Regions from separate parts of the Homo sapiens genome. Here region 1 is linked to region 2. The links are chromatin contacts, found by Hi-C or POLR2A ChIA-PET in ENCODE. All regions are on one chromosome and are shown on one strand. The core of a region is the stretch at or near the end of the contact, and the rest is flanking DNA. Distances in the headings are between cores, read along the strand shown. Region 1 has its middle 37 kb from the start of CAP1. Region 2 holds the start of MRPS15 (mitochondrial ribosomal protein S15).

Region 1 (6,434 bases), core at 2,429-4,928, 3.5 Mb before region 2:
AACCTCTGGGTGGCAGAGGTTGCAGTGAGCCGAGATCACATCACTGCGCTCCAGCCTGGGCGACAGAGGGAAATTCTGTCTCAAAAAAATAAGAATAATAAAATAATAATAAAGAATGACTGGGTCGTATGGGCCTTATGGAAATTCTATGTTTAACATTTTGAGGAAGTGCCAACTATTTTCCACAGTGGCTGCACCATTTTACATCCCTACCATCAACGTATGGGGGTTTCAATTTCTCCACAATCTCTCCAACACTTGTTATTGTCTGTTTTTTTTTTTTTAAATTGTAGCCATCCTAGTGGGTGTGGGGTGACATTTCATTGTGGTTTTAATTTGCATTTTCCTAATGACTTTAACGCTCATGTGTTTATGTATGTGTGTGTGGTGCTGGTGGTGTAATAATTACCTTGCTTCAATAACAAGATATTAATGGATTATATGTTAAAGAAAACATAAAATACAGCAAAATTCAGTTCTTTCCTGTCCCATATCTTTTATTCATCTGTCTATCCTTCCCTCGACAAATGCCCAATCAATTAATTTCCACTTCTTTATGTAGCAAGATGGCTAGATTGAACATAACTTCAGAGTCAGTGCTTTTGATGAGTGAATCCAATAATACCCTTCTCTCCACCTCTACATATCTATTTAAATCTGTCTAGCCTGCTTAAGCTGCCATAAGAAAATAATGCAGAATGAACGGCTTAAACAACAGAAAGGTATTGTCCTATAGTTCTAGAGGCTTGAAACCCTGAGATCAAGGTGCCAACCAATTTTGTTCCTGGTAGGGGCTCATTTTCTGGCTTGCAGACAACCACCTTTATGTTCTTACATGGCCATTCCTCGATGCATGAATGAATAGGGGTGGAGGTAGTCCTCTAGTGTCTCTTATAAGGACACTAATCCTATCAGATAGGGCCCCATACTTATGACTTCATTTAACCTTAGTTACTTCCTTAGAGGCCTCATCTCCATATACCGCCACTGTGGGTTACCGTTTCAACATATGAATTTGGGAAGTACACAAACATTCAGTGTATCCACTGATTTTCTACATTCAGTATATCCACTGATTTTCTAGGAACTTCTTGAGAAACAAAGTCTTGATCTCTGTCCACCATCTGATTCAGACACATACAAATTGATCTGATGGGCTGGTACAGCCCTGACTGATTGCAGGGAACTCAACTGTGGGTTTGAGAGAAAATTCAAGAGGAGGAAGCTGCATGAGGCTAGCACAAAAAGCCAAATTCAGCAATAGGGACTGAATGTAACAGGACACTTCACTGCACAGTACCAATAGCACCATTCACACCATAACCTGTGTAAGTTTCACTTCCAGGAGTTTTTTGTAGTGCAAAACCTGTGAGGCCATACCTCAGATAGTGGTCCTGAATACAATGTGTCAGGAATTACTGGTACCCTTTCTAAAACCTTTTCCAATTCAGATACTGTGGAGTTATGCCTGAGGAGAAAATTGCAATATGCATTTGTTGAAAATACTGAATCACTAAATATTATCTCATTTTTGGGTCCTCTTTGCAATGGGACCCTCTTAATTGAGCTAATGCCAAGAGATTAAGTACTAATTAAAATTATTTGGCCACAAGCAACAGAAGCCAACTCTGATTAACTTAAAAAAGAACATAAAGGAATTTATTGAAAGAAAATGTGAAAATTCACAGAGTCAAAAGACAATTTGGAAAAAAAAAAAAGAACCGTGCGAACAGCCAAGTATCAAGATATACAGGAATCAAGGCAGTTCTGGACATGCAGGTAACAGAAACTCATAGGAAATCCCTTCAGGATACTGCCCGAAAATGAATCAGCTTCAAGTTTTCTGTCTTCCTGTCTCCCACTAAAATTTTCTTCCAGAGAAATCACTTCCAGTTGATCTAGCTGGGATTGAGTATCATCCCCTGACTAAGGAAGGGCATTGAACAATGATTGACAGCCCCACCAAACCAGTGTGTAGTGGGGGAGGGGGTGTTCTCCAGAGAAAGAGGTAGAATGCTGATAGAGAAAAACAACAGATGTCCTCTGCATTCCAACCATGGGTTGCCAAGCAACGTCTTCCCACTTTTTAAAATGCCATATACAATTTTTTAAATGCCTCTGCCTAACATAATTATCTCAGATGCAAACAAAAGATACACTCAACTCCTTCTAAAAGGAGACAACCCATGTTCATTTATTTCTTTCCTAGTTCCATCATGACCCCTCTCTATAGTTTACAATTTGTGTACTAAATTACAAATTTAACCATCATCAACCCATACCACACGATTCTAAGAGAAAAGAGAAAGAAAATTACTTTAAAAATATATCTGACTTTCTGCATATTACTATAAGTAAGTTATACCTCAATAAAGGAGAAAAAATATCCATGACACAGCAAGGAAGGAATACTGGTAGAAGCTACAGTCCTCATTCATGGAACTGATCATGGTACTTATGACTTCTCTCATCCCCCACCCAATCACATTGTCTTGCCATTGATTGGCCAGCACATCAGTTGGTTTAGCGCTTTGCCAGGTAGGTTGTGGAACTCAGCCTTCAAGGTAGCACCAAATGACTCTCACCTCTTGATCCATGCCTTTGTGTAGTCCCCTCCCATATTAGGTATATCCTAGAATATTTTAGATTGTTGGAATTATAGCCCTTCCCCAGCATAGCTACATCTTCTGCTCTAAGTTGATCAGTTTCTATCACTTTAGTAAACTATTTATCTGTCTGGTTTCAGCTCTTTCTTCACTCTGGACCCTGGAGATGTTTTTTTTCTTCCAACTTCATTCTACATTTCTTTAAATTTTGGCCAGCATTTCTTTTTCTTTCTTTCTTTCTTTTTTTTTTTTTTTTTTTTTTTTTTGAGGTGGAGTCTCACTCTTGTAGCCCAGGCTGGAGTGCAGTGGCGCCATCTCAGCTCACCACAACCTCCACCTCCCAGGTTCAACCAACTCTCCTGCCTCAGCCTCCCAAGTAGCTGAGATTACAGGCACCTGCCACCACATCCGGCTAATTTTTGTATTTTTAGTAGAGAAGGGGTTTCGCCATATTGGCCAGGCTGGTCTCAAACTCGTGACCTCAGGCGATCCACCCGCCTTGGCCTCCCCAGGTGTTGGGATTACAGACGTGAGCCACTGTGCCCAGTCTGGCCAGCATTTCTAAATATTTATTACAAGAACATCTTCAGATTATATAGTCAGCAGATGTTGAATTGAATGTTCTGTGTGTTTACTTTTCTGTCTCTCCAACTAGACTACGAGCTTCATAGATTGTCTTGCTCATAATTGTGTTCCCATAAACTAGCACTGTGGCTGGTACATAGTAGGCATTCATTACATGTGTGTTGAATGAATGAATGTAACCAGGGAAGGGATGAATGCCATAACCGGACATGAATTGTCTCCTTTTGGAAGGAGTTGAGTGCATTTTTTGCTTGCATATGAGATAGTTACAAAAATAAAGAAATTAATTGATTAATGAAGATATATCAGACTTGCCCATTTAAGATTATCATTCAGAATTGTCTACTGTTGATAATGAAACCTCAAGAGTTGCATTTTACATATTATTGCTTGGCCCACAAATACAGTGGTTATTTGAGTTTTACTTCTTCTTATATGTTATTTTTAAGCCTTGAAAGTCTCCAGAGGAAGTGGAATTTGGTTATGCTGACCTAGTTATAACACTGACTCGACATGGCTTTCTCTATGTCAGGGTAATAGAAATAAAATTTATTTCTGTGAATATATCATTTGCATTGGCATTTATAGAGCTTAGTATTTAATTGATGACTATTTTAGTGATTGACTTGAAAATTTACATTGTTTAGAATAGGTATCCCTTAGACTGTGGAGTCATAGACCTGGTCAATTTCATGATCAAAAAAGAATTCTTGAATTAGACTCAATCAATTTAGTAAACTATTTCACTTTAAAAAAAAAGAATTCTCAATTGTCTTTTTCAAACATGTGTTTACCCTCATCTTCCATTTTTCTTTATTCTTTCTCTTTTTTTTTTTTTTTTTTGAGATGGAGTTTTGCTCTTGTCGCCCAGGCTAGAGTGAAATGGCACAATCTTGGCTCACTGCAACCTCCACCTCCTGGGTTCAAGCGATTCTCCTACCTCAGCCTCCCGAGTAGCTAGGATTACAGCCGTGTGCCACCACACTCAGCTAATTTTTTGTATTTTTAGTAGAGATGGGGTTTTACCATGTTAGCCAGGCTGGTCTCGAACTCCTGACCTCAAGTGATCCTCCCGTCTCGGCCTCCCAAAGGGCTGGGATCACAGGCATGAGCCACTGCGCCCAGCCATCTTCCTTTTTTCTGTAATTTCATCTACTAGGTCAGGCCAAACTCTAGGAAGCAACCTTCAATCCTCTTTTCCTCCCATCTCTCAACCCCCACCCCACCCACCTCACGTTCAATTCTTTAGCAGTCCTGTTGTCTCTCCCTTCAAAAGATATCCAGGATCCAACCACTTATCAGAAGTCCCACCTACCAACGCTAAACCCACATCATCTCCTGCCTACACCACTGCAATACCCCCTTAACTCATTTGCCTGCTTTTACTCTTGTCCCCACTATCAGCTCTCCACACAACAGCTAGGGGAACTTTTCAAAATACAAATCAGATCACATCAGATATATAGTCACAGGTCAATTTAAAAGACAGCTTCCAGCCTGGCCAACATGGCAAAACCTTGTCTCTACTAAAAATATGAAATTTAGTTGGGTGTGATGGCCAGCGCCTGTAATCCCAGCTACTCAGGAGGCTGAGACAGAAGAATTGCTTAAACCCTGGAGGCCGAGGTTGCAGTGAGCCAAAATCAGCCACTGCAATCTAGCCTGGGTGACAGAGCGAGACTCCATCTCAAAAAAAAAAAAAGATAGCTGGAAAACATAGCTTCTGTGTCATCCCTGGCTATACTATAGCAAGCCAGGGGCCATCTCATTAAAAATGGTGTGATATTCCATCCCTAGCAAATTAATTTTTTTTTTTAAAAAAAGGAGGGAGATCTTACTGCCAAGGGAACTTATAAATAACAGAGGTTGGCCTAATCATCTTGGCTCTTTTCCACACTTCATAATACAGTACAAACAACCTCTGAACAATCAGCATAATGCTGAGAAAATAGTCATAATAACCCGGATGTTTTCCGGATAGATTCTTGCTATTTCTACTTGTTTCTCTCATTTCAAAGTTGACCTTTAATGAGCTAGTGAAAGGCTGGTTTCTGTGATGATCCAGGCTTCCTGCTCTGATGTTATGCTACCCATTCAGCAGTAATTAATATGGTGGAATTTGGTCCTTTTCCACATTGCCTTCCAGAAGGACTGATGGCCAGAAATAAAGCAGGCAGAAAGAAGTTTCCCAAATCTCAGGCAGGCTTAGAGGCATATTTACCATGAAGCTAAGGAAGCTTAAAATTTAAGAACCCTTACTTGCAAAACACTTTTCCAAGAACTTGTACCTAATTTTGTATTCATACTTTTGTATTCTTTTTCTTTTCTCTTCTTTTTTGAGAGAAGTCTTGCTCTTGTCCCCCAGGTTTGAGTGCAATGGCTTTATCTTGGCTCACTGCAACCTCTGCCTCCCGAGTTCAAATGATTCTCCTGTCTCTGCCTCCCAAGTAGCTGGGATTAAGGCGCCTGCCAACACGCCTGGCTAATTTTTGTATTTTTTAGTAGAGATGGGGTTTCACCATGTTGGCCAGGCTGGTCTCGAACTCCTGACCTCAGATGATCCACCTGCCTCGGCCTCCCAAAGTGCTGGGATTACAGGCGTGAGCCACCGTGCCCGGTTGTATTCTTTTTCTTAAAGGACTCCACCTGTTTGAAAGCAAGCTTTCAGTTCCTCTTCCTAGGTTTTATGACAATTACCAGGAATAGGAGACATGAAGAACTAGGGGAAGGGAGCAGCAAATGCAAAGCTCCTGTGGCCTTCCATTTGGCTGGTACGAGGTTATCAGGTTGCTTACGGGATGAGAAATCTTCTGTCCTAACCATCTCATGTCATCAGCATCCATATACTTTTTTTTTTTTTGAGACAGAGTCTCACTCTGTTGCCCAGGCTGGAGTGCGGTGGCGCCATTTCAGCTCACCGCAACCTCTGCCTACCAGGTTCAAGCAATTCTCATGCCTCAGCCTCCCAAGTAGCTGGGATTACAGGCATGCACCACCACACCTGGCTAATTTTTGTGTTTTTAGTAGAGACGGGTTTTCACCATGTTGGCCAGACTGGTCTCAAACTCCCAACCTCAGGTGTTCTGCCCACCTCAGCCTCCCAAAGTGCTGGGATTACAAGCGTGAGCCACTGCACCCGGCCTCAGCATTCATACTCTTTTTTTTTTTTTTTTTTTAATTTATTTTTTTATTGATAATTCTTGGGTGTTTCTCACAGAGGGGGATTTGGCAGGGTCATGGGAC
Region 2 (6,560 bases), core at 602-3,101:
CACCAGCATCTCCCTCTCCTCCCAATCTCCATAGGCTGGGCCTCCCAGGCGATCTGCATACTTTAAGGACCAGATCATGCTCCATCCAGCCCCACCCAATGGCCTTTTGTGCTTGTTTCCTATAACTTCAGTATTGTAAACTAGTTTTTGGTTTGCAGTTTTTGTTGTTGTTTATAGACACTCTTGGGTGTACCTGAGTCTCTGTTATTTATTTTTCAGGGCCCAGCAGTCAGGGGGAAACTTCTCAGAGTTGGTCCTTTCTTCCTCCCTCCCTTCCTTCCTCCCTCCCTTCCTTCCCCCCTTCCTTCCTCCCTTCCTTCCTTTCCCTTCCTTCCTTCCCTCCTTCCTTCCCTTGCTTCCTTCTGCTAGCTCTCAGTATCTAGGCCCTATGCAAACGACTCAGCTCAGTTCACCCTCAGAGAGCTGCATTCTAGTGGTGGAGACTTGAAAACTGATCCTTAGGGCACAGTGGCATGGGTTACACGGGGGGAGTGACAGTGCGGTGGGACACGGTGAAGAGACTTTGGAAAAACTAACCCCTGTTGGGGAAATAAAATTAAAGACAAAATCCCCTGCCAACGCAGAAAACCTCTTCACAAGGGTAGAAAAGAAAGAAAACAGTGTTATTATTGAATAAGCATTAAACCGGAATGTGATACACTGGTGATCCACTAAAGAGACTGCAAAGAGACAAAAATCTTACTCTTTTATGTAGCAAAGTGAATACAACTTACTGTATCCATTTTCTCAAGATAAACAATAACTGGTCCTCAAGCAAGAGGACTTGGCTGCACCTCACTCTAAATTTACCTGGTAAGTGGGAAGCCACCTGTGTCTGCTAATTGCCTTTATCCAAAGGAAAAATCGATTTCCCCTATCTTTATAACAAAGGGTAGGTTGCAACTAAGAGCTAGGCACCAACTGAAGTTAGGCTCCTACCCTCCCACAGGAACTGAGAGAGAGCACTATCTTCCTTAATTATTACATTTCAAAGGGTTGGCCCCCAGGTCCTTGAGAAAAACATTCCGGGGTTGTAAAACTGGCAAGAGGTTTATTTACCTTTTAAGAAGATTTACATTCATCGCAAAGCAGTAGAGAAAGTATTCACAATTACAAGTTTTCTAAAGTAAATGCTCTCAGAAAAGTGAGGGGAAGGAGTCTTTTCCCTTTTTGCGCCAGGGAAAATTAAATTTTCTTTTTCTTCTAATTTGTATCCACCCTTACACCACTCATTTCACAAATAACGTCACCGTAAAGATTTACTAAATGCTCACTATATACCAGGTGGTCTGCATACAACTCAGTTAATCCTCTCAACAACCTAAAAGAGAGATATTGTTATTACTATCCCTACAGGGCCCACATAGGTTAAGTGACTTGCCCACAAGATCACATGTTGAGTAAATGGCTGAGTTAGGATTCCAGACCAGGACTGTGCGATTCCAAACTCAGCGACTTTAGTCTCCAGGCTACGAGGCTGCCAGAGACATGGCTGAAACCCAGTAGTAGTTCTTACACGGTCCCATCCTTGTCTAAGGGAGGGGTGAGGTGGGGTGGAGAGGGGATTGGGTTGGGGGTAGAAGGCTACCGCAGGCGCCATGGACCTCCCAAAATAACCCTGGCCCGAGGGCCAGGAATGAGATTAAGGACGGAACGCATGCCCTCCAAAAAGTGGCATTTTAGAATTTATACAGCACCCCAGCACGCTGCTAAACGTGGGCACACAACCACCACGGCCCGATCACGCGCAGCGGGAACCCGGTCTCTGAGCTCCGCCCCGTGCGTTGCGTCATCAGAGTCACGCCACCTAATCCATTCTCTCGGTCTTCGTCTGCTCCGGTATTGCAACTGCCTCGATTGGTCGATCCTGGGCCAGCATGGCGGCGCCCATGTAACCCGGTCCGTGCCGCAAAGCGAACGGCGGCCGCGGCGCGGGCCCCGCGGGGGTTAGAGGTCACCATGCTGAGGGTCGCGTGGAGGACGCTGAGTTTGATTCGGACCCGGGCAGTTACCCAGGTCCTAGTACCCGGGCTGCCGGGCGGTGGGAGCGCCAAGTTTCCTTTCAACCAGTGGGGCCTGCAGCCTCGAAGTGAGGAGCTGAGAAATGGGACGGCGGGCGTAGGGAAACAGGGTTCGGCGAAGATAGGGAATAAGGAAGCACAGGAGTAGGGGAGATATACAGCGGTCAGGATAAGGGGGAAAGGGCGGTGGTTGCGCAAGAGGTGAAACAAGATGTGAGAGACAAGGGGTAGGGAAGAAATGGGGCAGCGGTTAGGTTCAGAAGCGCATAGACCGTGGCGGACGGGCAATGCGAGGGGCACAGAAAGGAACTGAGGGGTGGGCTATTTAAGGAGATGGTCCTCAGCCCTCTCTTTTCTGCGTAGGTCTCCTCCTCCAGGCCGCGCGCGGATATGTCGTCCGGAAACCAGGTAGGAGTTCCTAAGGTGGGACTTGGGGCGGAAGAGAGACCTCCTGGAAGGCTGGGGTGGGTAAGGGGACCGATGTGGCGAATTAGAGCCACTAGATGAGGTGAGCCAGAGGTCCTGAGCAAAAGACCCCACGTCCACCTTACACAAAGCCCTAGGCCTGCAGCCTGTATGGGGACAGAGGGGTGTGAAGGGCGGGAGCAGGAGCTTTCCAGGTGAATGAGTGAAAATGAGCTTCCCAGAGGGAGTGCATGGCTGGCACCACCCAGGCCTACCTAGAGTATGGCACTTTGTGTCTGCGCTTCTGAGATGCAGGATGTAATTTCCCATTGCAACTCAGTATGCATAGTAGTTAAGATCCTTCTTATTAGGTAAATGATATGGGGCAAGGTACTTCCTCTCTCTGATTCTTATTTCTAAAATGAGTGTGAAAGTATCCATTTGCAAGGATTGTTAGGATTCAGCGATAATACACGAAAAGCACCCTTAACGCTGTGCTCAATTAAATATATTGATAGTATATATTAGAATTTATTATCTGGGGCCGGACGCGGTGGCTTACGCCTGTAATCCCAACACTTTGGGAGGCCAAGGTGGGCAGATCACTTGAGTTCAGGAGTTCGAGACCAGCCTGGCCAACATGGTGAAACCTCGTCTCTACTAAAAATACAGAAAAAAATTAGCCAGGTGTGGTAGCGCGCGCCTGTAATCCCAGCTACTCAGGAGGCTGAGGCAGGAGAATCGCTTGAACCTGGGAGGTGGAGGTTGCAGTGAGCCGATCGTGCCACTGCACTCCAGCCTGGGTGACAGAGCGAGACTCCATCTCAAAAAAACAAAAAAGAAAGAAATTATTGGCTGGACATGGCCCCAACATTTTGGGAGGCCAAGGCTGGAGGATCACTTGAGGCCAGGAGTTCAAGACCAGCCTGGGCAACATAGCAAGACCCAGTCTCTACAAAAAATAAAATAAGTAGAATTTATTGCTATTAATATATTTTTAATATAATTCTTTTCTGCCTCCCTATCAGAATCAACTTGAGCTGTTACAGACAGAAGAGGCCCATTAATGTTATTTGCATAGCAGGGTCTGACTGGAGAGGATAAGTCCATCTACTCTATGCCTCTTCCTCATCTCCAAGGGATAGCAGGGGTGCACACACCAAGACTGAGGTTTTCCTGTGATCTCTACTTGGTGCTTACATTTCAGGCATCGTACAGCTAGCTGCCTTTCCTCAACCCCCTTAATTCATACATGCAGTCAGCCAGCAAGTGTTTGTTGAGTGCCTAGTCTAGGCTGAGCCATGGGCCAGACTATGGTGGATTCCAAGGGAGTCAAACTCTGTCCTATCCACAGGAGGACCCATCCTAGTGGGGGATCTGAGAACTGTAGAGCCAGATAGGTGTGTGAAAGGTGCAGGCACAGTGTAGGGTCTTGGGAAAAGCCACCTACTCGCAACATGAAATATCAAAGCAGGTGCCCACGGAGTTTGCAAAGGAGAAACTGAGCCGAGAGATATCCAGTGCTTTGCTTGAGACCCTGAATGTCCCTTCTGGAGTTGGAGAGTGGGTGAAAAGAGCCAGGTCTGGGAGGGTGGGCAGCGAGAGTTGACTCTGGGTGTTTTCTATCCCCATATTTACTTGACAGCCCAGTCTAGGCTGGATGATGACCCACCTCCCTCTACGCTGCTCAAAGACTACCAGAATGTCCCTGGAATTGAGAAGTAAGCAGGAAGAAACCTAGTAGAGGAGGCAGGGGGCCCTGGGAGGATTGTCGGGGAGTGGGGAAAGACAGTGGCTTTGAGACTTGGCTTGCTGTAGCTGAAGCTTGATCTAGAAGGAGGCAGGGGCCCAGGTGTCCAGGTGTGGTGAGGGTGGGTGGTCAGCAAGGCAGATGGCACTCATGGAGCTCGGCTACTTGGGGGTTTTTTTGTACTCTAGATGAACACCCTGTACCACTAGATTCCAAGGAGCTAACATACTTCACAGGTCTTTGTAGAAATCTCTCATCTCTTGTTCCTCACAAAAGCTGTATGTCCCCATTTTATAGATTTTCAAGCTGTCCAGTGTCATACAGTTCTAAAGGGCAGAGCTAGAGTTTGAATCCAGGGCTGACTGACACCAAAGCCAGAGGCCCTCTGCTCAGCTCCTATGCAGTGTGGTGGGAGCTGGTCAGTCCCTCCCACTGTGCAATTTAACTTGAAATGTCTCAAAACAGATTGAACCATGTTGTAGCTAAAATGGAAATCCTCTCCTTGCCCTCCCTGTGATGAGACCGGAACAGTCGAGCTGACAGCCCCAGTTTCTGTAGTTTCAGCCCAGCAAGCCAGATCCACACTGACTTTTAATCCCTGGGAAATGGCTCCCCACCTCCAGGGAGATTCATTTGCTACAGAAGGAATTTTTCAATCATCTTTGCTTTTCAAACTAAAATGAAACCAGCATTGCTTTCCTCTCTTCTCCCCCAATGTCTGTCTCATTGCTGTGGTTTATCCACAGGGTTGATGATGTCGTGAAAAGACTCTTGTCTTTGGAAATGGCCAACAAGGTGAGCAGCCTCTGCCAAGCCTCAGCCTCCCGCAGTCTTCTCCTCTGGGACTCCCTTCTACCCTGATTAGCACCCCGCATCTCATGCTTCTCCAGTCACAGCACTTAGCCCACTGTCATTCTGCCTCCATTTGTCAATATCCCTAGACAGAGCATCTTCAGGGCAGGGACACTTTTGTTCCCCCACCATACCCCTAGCACCTGACAAACAGGTGCTCAGTGAATGAATGAATGAGCATAAATGAATGAGCAAGCTTTGGGGACATTCATGCAACAAGTCATTTCCTCTGTCAGTGGCTTTGGCTTTGGGCTCACCTGGATGTGGATAGCCATGTGGTTGGTCAAGGCCACAGTGAGCAGAGTGAAGTCAGGCCCTGAGCCTTATGGCCCTAGTTGCTATAACTGTAGCCAGGGCCCTTGGGGGGAGGAGGGCTAGTTCTTAGAGGGTGGCAGACTCCACAGATTTTCTCTGTCTCTGTCTTCAACAGAAGGAGATGCTAAAAATCAAGCAAGAACAGTTTATGAAGAAGATTGTTGCAAACCCAGAGGACACCAGATCCCTGGAGGCTCGAAGTTGGTCGGGGACCCTTGGGGAGTGGGGGTGTAGGGAAGCCTGCTAGCTGGGACCTGATCTAGGGCTCTTGTCTACAAGCACATGCACATGGGCTGGGGAAAGGGAGAGACATGAAGGACCTAGGGCAATGAAAATTGGACCCTGTATCCCAAGCTCTGATGCTGGAGTCAACACCCAGTTGGACCTTGTACCACTGTGTGAGCTTGGGTAAGTCACCAACCCTCTCTTGGAGCCCCTGCTTCCTCATCTGGAAATGGGGGAATAAGGGAGAGCAGAGCAGAGGTAATGTTACCCACCTCATGGCAGCATTGTGAGAGGCAGCTAGGGGATGTAAACACACCTTGGAAACTAAAGCTCACGATGTGTGATAATAATAGTAAGACTAGGCCAGGCGCGGTGGCTCACGCCTGTAATCCCAGCACTTTGGGAGGCCAAGCAGGTGGATCACAAGGTCAGGAGATCAAGACCATCCTGGCTAACACGGTGAAACCCCGTCTCTACTAAAAATACAAAAAATTAGCCGGGCATGGTGGCGGGCGCCTGTAGTCCTAGCTACTGGGGCTGAGGCAGGAGAATGGCGTGAACCTGGGAGGCGGAGCTTGCAGTGAGCCGAGATCGCGCCACTGCACTCTCGCCTGGGCAACAGAGCGAGACTCCGTCTCGAAAATAAAAAAATAAGACCAACATTTTGAACCCTCTTGTGCCAGACAGACACCATGGTGCATTCCCAAGGGAATAATGTTGCTACTTTGGTTCAGGCTAGAACTGGCAGTAGTCCTCATTAGATGTGAGTGAAAAGCACCACCATTTCCCCCTCTCTCTGGGTGCAGTTTCTCTTCATTGCCCACTGAGAGCAAGTGAGGTAGACTAGTGGACCTGCAGAGGATCTGCACACTTTCTCTCCTTTGCCATTGGCCTATATTATAGCCTCCTCCTCCTCTTCCACCCTCCTGCCTTCATTCTTCTCCCTTCATTCTTTTCTTCTCCCTCTGCCAGGGATTAAAGTCTGGTGAGTT

The links. Hi-C counts contacts between places; a loop is a spot of excess contacts on that map. ChIA-PET counts read pairs that join two places held with the same protein, here RNA polymerase II (POLR2A). Pooled maps may share reads with other maps.
Region 1: a loop to region 2 is called in a pooled map, with 3 times the contacts of the local background. The contact joins the enhancer-like site here to the promoter of MRPS15 in region 2. A Hi-C loop is called at or near these places in 1 of 50 pooled maps. POLR2A ChIA-PET finds 5 or more read pairs at or near these places in 2 of 52 experiments (BJ and GM10248).

What each region holds. Positions count from the first base shown.
Region 1 is chr1:40,000,560-40,006,993 of GRCh38, reverse strand. No RefSeq gene overlaps it. Among named protein-coding and RNA genes, the nearest start is that of CAP1, 37 kb to the left of the region's middle. RefSeq lists a silencer at 1,299-1,358. Within about 2 kb of position 3,678, at least 2 of the 41 ENCODE cell types and tissues checked have a DNase peak (open chromatin) inside an H3K27ac peak, as active enhancers do.
Region 2 is chr1:36,459,675-36,466,234 of GRCh38, reverse strand. It overlaps MRPS15 (mitochondrial ribosomal protein S15), which reads left to right and starts at 1,851. Exons shown (of 8, transcript NM_031280.4): 1 at 1,851-2,089; 2 at 2,385-2,429; 3 at 4,072-4,147; 4 at 4,923-4,971; 5 at 5,459-5,543. The coding sequence starts at 1,960. CSF3R (colony stimulating factor 3 receptor) reads left to right here. Exons shown (of 17, transcript NM_000760.4): 17 at 1-192. RefSeq lists enhancers at 1-7, 1,038-1,939, 1,696-1,945, 1,345-2,544, 1,940-2,843.